Regions from separate parts of the Homo sapiens genome. Here region 2 is linked to region 1. A link is an interaction called in ENCODE POLR2A ChIA-PET data of the cell type or tissue named here. Cell type or tissue: MCF 10A. All regions are shown on one strand.

Region 1 (2,500 bases):
CAGGCTTCCATGGATGGCATTGTTCTGTGCAGATGTATTTGAAATGAGTTTCATCCATGTGTACTTGGATGTGAAAAGGATGTTTGGAAACAAATACCATTTCCCAGTCCTTCACACTGAAGACTGGTTTATATCCTCGCTACCAGAATCGGGGTGGGACTTTCTGTCTGCCTTGGATCACCCTTGGTCTGTTTTGGACGGGACCTCAGATGCTAACTGTATGCTGGGGATCCCCGCTGTCTCTAGGGGAGGGGGTGGGGGTGGGGAGGTCACTTCTGGCAAACAAGCGTCATCAGAATGCTTGATCGTTGGATAATGTTGGGCTCCTCTCTTTTTCCTTCCTGGCACTCTTTAATTACTGGGGAGAGGGTGGGTGCCTTCTTCAGAAGTGTGAGGTGAATGTATAAGCCAAGAATGAGTCAGTAGATTCTTCAGCAGCTCTGCCCTGCGCTGATCCTCTAGAGTTGGAAAGGGCTGCTGTTGTGCCACTGGGTCAGTGCCAAAAGCAGAGTTCACCATGATTGGCACATGCTGGTGAGCAAGAAGCTCTTGGAAGTGGTCGTGAGTGCAGCCAGTTCCCCCCAACCCAGGAAGGGCACAGTGAGGATGGCTGGTTGCGGGATAAGGAGAAGAGACCCCTAGGCAGTTTGCATTGGCCTGTGCTGTCCGGGTGTGGTCCTGGTGTCCGTCCACATGTTGATGGCGTGTCGGGCTGGGGGCTTTCTGCAGCCTTCCCTGTTCCACTGTCTCTCCTGTTGTGAATGCCGGTGGATGGAACAGGCAGCGCAGTGTTCTGCGCTTGCATTCTGGCATAGGTGGGGGACATGAGCCTCCTGTGTCTTGCTTTTGCTGGTTTTATCTTAGGGAGTTTTAAGTGTTTGTGGATACTTAAGAACTTTGTACATGCACTGTTTGAAACATTTACGTAAAGTGCAGAGCTATATGAGATTAGGTAGTTAAGCAAAAGCTTCTCTGAACCAATGTGCTTGTCTTTGAACAGAATTTTTAGGAAGCCTCCCTCCATTTCCATGCTGAGGCTCCTTGTGGACTGGGCATTTCCGTGAGGTGGGATGTAACATAGTGTGCGAACGCCGAGAGCCAGGTTCTTGTCTTCATGCTTGTCGTTTATTCTTTTTGATTGTGTTAATGGCTCCGAGTACGTCAAAACATCTCATGACCAAGTAGTTAGTTACGCATTTGATGTTTTGGTGGCATGGGCTGCGTAAGGCGGGAGAGCAGCTCCGGGAGAAGTAGAGCCCCCTTCATTCTTGGCTTTAATTGAGCCAAGATGAGTGGACCGTATAATCCATTTCTGGATTCTCGTAAGAGAACGTCTTGTGTTGGGGTGAACTCATCAGCTTTTCGGGTTGAGAGGAGTTTTAGTGTCTGTGGCCGAGGCACTTTCCTCTCATGGTGTGTGCAGATGCACACGCCAGGCCTGTGAGTGGTGGGTTGGGCTGAGGGCGCGGGCCTGGAGCTTCTGAGCCCCAGAGCCGCTGACGTAGACAGCTTTGGCAGCAGCATCCTGAGAAATGGCAGGGGGCCAGAGAACACAGAGACAGGGCCAAGAATAGCTGAAAAATACCAAATGCTGAAGTTGGAGAATGCACTGGCCCCGCGTCCCAGTGTCCTCCCAGCTGCTGTGTACTGTGGCCCTGTGAGCCTCAGTGTCCCTTCTTCATGTCTGCCAGTGCGTCCAGGGCACACCCTGGGCCTCTTGACACCCCCACCCACACAGGCACACATTGCCCCTTAGAGGACAGGATTGGTGCAACCCCCCATGCCCCCGGCAGCGTGCTGGGCCTGTGCATAGGTCAAGGTCTGTTGAGAGTGTGAGAAATATTTTCTGTTAGAGACACGAATATGTTTCAGCCGCAACAGGCTGCGTTTCAGCCGGAAGAGTGAAAGGGCACCTTGAAAACGCAAGTTTATGAATATGTTTCTGTACTTTCAGACCATCATCAAAGAGGGGATGCTGACCAAACAGAACAATTCATTCCAGCGATCAAAAAGGAGATACTTTAAGCTTCGAGGGCGAACGCTTTACTATGCCAAAACGGCAAAGGTGAGGCCCCATGCAGGAAAGCACACGCGAGGACATCACAGGAGCCGTCCCAGGGGAGGAACTGGGGGTGCTGAGTCCTTGTGTGGGAAAAGCTTCAATTCTCAGATCTGTTATTGCCAGTGAGTTTTGTAACACTCCACGCTGTCAGGTTTTACTTGTCTCAAGGCATGTTTTATTTCTTATCAAAATTAATTTCTGTTCATTTTCCTTTTCTTTAATGTCATCGGTAATGGGGAAAAGGAAAAAAGGGTCACAGAGACAGCCGCGTTACAGCTGGATATCTCTCTCTCAGAAAGGCGGAGGGAATCACGGGGCTATGAATTTCATCTTCTTATTATTAAATAATTTTTATTCTTTAAGTATATTGAAGTTCTTTTTTTTTTTTTTTTTTTTTTTGAGAGGGAGTCTTGCTTTGTCGTCCAGGCTGGAGTGCAG
Region 2 (2,500 bases), 110 kb before region 1:
GGACCGCAGGGTTAAGCTTTGGGAAGTATTTGGAGGTGAGAGCCTGCTGCATGTTCTCAGACTGAAAACTTGAGATGATGCACCCTTGCACTGCAGAAAGAAGCTGTGTTGCTGGCATCTGGTTGACCTTGCTTTCAGGCACTGTGAATTGTTCATTTTCTCAAAACATACATTTTATGTAAGGGATCGTTTGACCAAAGCATCATACATCTCAGTTATTCTTTACTTCCGAGTGGATGTTTGCTCTCATTTTCTAAGTAGTGATCAGAAAATACTGTTAAGTTATGGATATGTTTATGTTAGTAAGGTTTCTGTAGTTTTTCTCAAGTATATACCAATCAGAGCATCTTGCAAAATAGTACCGTTTTTATGAGGAAAATAAGTCTTATGATCATGGATTCTACAATTAAACTATACATTAAGCTGTGGTTGATGCATTTAATGACAATTGCAATAGCCTAGGGAAAAAATGACTGGAGTCATGTCTAAGCTTGAGGAAACAGAGGCGTACTACCTAGAAAAGATGTATTTAACAGTGTATCAGACGAGGGCCCTTAGATCAAGACTCAGTCTCTTTGGACTTTTAGGATGCTCAGAGATGGATGGCATTAAAACAGAAAATGGAAGTTAATGAAACCATCTCTTAGAAGTCTGAAGCCGGGCATTTCCCAGTTTTGACGTTTTCGAGATTCAGTTAAATATGCGTGTATTTTTACTAAAGTAAGGCCGAAGAATAAGGCTTAAGGTTTTTAACGGGAACCACTTTGCCAAGTGTCTGTAGCTGCGACACACACATTATCCCTGTCGAGCAATAAATAGCTCCAAAGTGATTTTGTCTGTTAATTCCCCTGATCATCACAACAGCCCTGTGTGGTTAGAATGGTAGAGATTGCGCCATTTCACAGATAAAGGGAATAAAACTCAGATACTACGTGATTTACATGGCTAGTGAATGATTTCTGTGGTGAGGGAGTGGTGGAACTAGGACTAATGCAGGCCAGAAGACCTGAAATTCCATGCTCTTACTGTAGCCTTCTCTAGCAACTGAAAAATCTTAGGGGTACTGCTTTTAAGGTTTATCAGAGCAGGAGCAACTTATTAGAATAGGTTATTAGTAAAGCACCCCTCCTATCTGCCCCGGCCTTTGATTTTCAGGAAAGGGACTCAGCAGTTAGAGCCCATTGAAGCATACTAAAATTTACTATTTTGCCCAGAAACATTTAGCTTATGAATGATAATGGCTGAAGCAATTAGAAAACAATAATAAAAACAAATCATAAGAAATTTTCACTTTGTGAGGCTGGGGCAAGAGGATTGCTTGAGGCCAGGAGTTCAAGACCAGCCTGGGCAACAAAATGAGACCCTGCCTCTACAAAAAAAATATTAAAAAGTAGCTGGGTGTGTTGGCATGCACTTGCAGTCCCAGCTTCCTGGGAAGCTGAAGTGGGAAGATCAATTGAGCCCAGGAGTGAGAGGCTGCTGTGAGCTCTGATCGCATCACTGCACTCCAGCATGGGCAGCAGAGCAAGACCCTGTGTCTTTTAAAAAAGGAAATTTTAGGGAATTTGATTTGCAAAATCAAAGTAAACAGTCTGTTTTGAGTATGCCATTGAGATTTAAATAAAAATAACACTAGAAATATTTTCGTTTTACTCCTTGGTCAGTAAAAACACCTATAAGAAAATTAGAGGTACCAACCTTTAATTCTAGTAACCTTTTTGCGGCTGAAAAGAAACGAACATCAGTTGAAGTTAATACTGACATAATCTGTGCCAGCACATAATTTGTGTTAATAAAATCAAGTTTCTACCTAATCTACAGAAATAGCAGAATGTGTGGCGGCATTTCTTACAGTTTTGTGTAGGGCCTTTCTTCTACAAACAGCTGTTTCAGTCTACAAGATTTTTCGTCTTGGCAAATATTTATTTACTGAATCTTGGAAGAGGCCAAGTTCAAGAGACCTTTTCTGAAATAGTTTGGGGGTCCTGTTTTTTCATCCTTTTAGATTATCAGAAGAATCACACTTTCTACCCAGTGGGAACATCTGTTTTTGCTCATTTTCTCCAAAGCAGAAGTTCCACTGGGAATTATACAAATGCTGTTGACATAGCACCCCCCGCCCCCAACCCCGTATCTTGTAGATAATTAAGAGTTTTAATACGGTCTTTGTTCTTTTGAGATCAATCTCTCATATTGAATAGCATTAATTTTTTGGTCACTTCCTACATTTCGGCACTGTGTTAAGTGCCAAGCAAATAGACCAGTATTTTAAGCATAAGCCAAAGAGATATTTCTTAGAATTTGCAGTAATATTTTTATCTGTGAAGATTTCATCTAAAGGAAAATCTTAGCGAATATTAGCCTTTTTCAACCCTTTTGAAAATCTTAAGAAAGCTAGGATCCAGAAAAAGCCATTAAATATGCTGTATTTTGCAAGTGAGTTCAGAGGAGAGGTTCATCAACCAGGTTAACAGTCTGTGGCCTGAATGTACATGACAGC

Evidence for each region. ChIA-PET counts read pairs that join two places held together with the same protein. Peaks named below come from ENCODE experiments on the same cell type or tissue, not always from the same donor. Only the 100,000 strongest peaks of a DNase experiment are listed, where the experiment ranks them.
Region 2: POLR2A ChIA-PET joins it to region 1 with 5 read pairs; 6 of 35 experiments call an interaction of 5 or more read pairs at or near these places.

The regions. Positions count from the first base shown.
Region 1 is chr2:233,386,303-233,388,802 of GRCh38, forward strand. It overlaps DGKD (diacylglycerol kinase delta), which reads left to right. Exons shown (of 30, transcript NM_152879.3): 2 at 1,955-2,065. Among named protein-coding and RNA genes, the nearest start is that of DGKD, 33 kb to the left of the region's middle. In MCF 10A, no CTCF peak of the experiment used is centred here; DNase peaks (open chromatin) are centred at 439 and 1,529.
Region 2 is chr2:233,277,639-233,280,138 of GRCh38, forward strand. ATG16L1 (autophagy related 16 like 1) reads left to right here. Exons shown (of 18, transcript NM_030803.7): 10 at 1-35. Among named protein-coding and RNA genes, the nearest start is that of ATG16L1, 27 kb to the left of the region's middle. In MCF 10A, no CTCF peak of the experiment used is centred here; no DNase peak of the experiment used is centred here.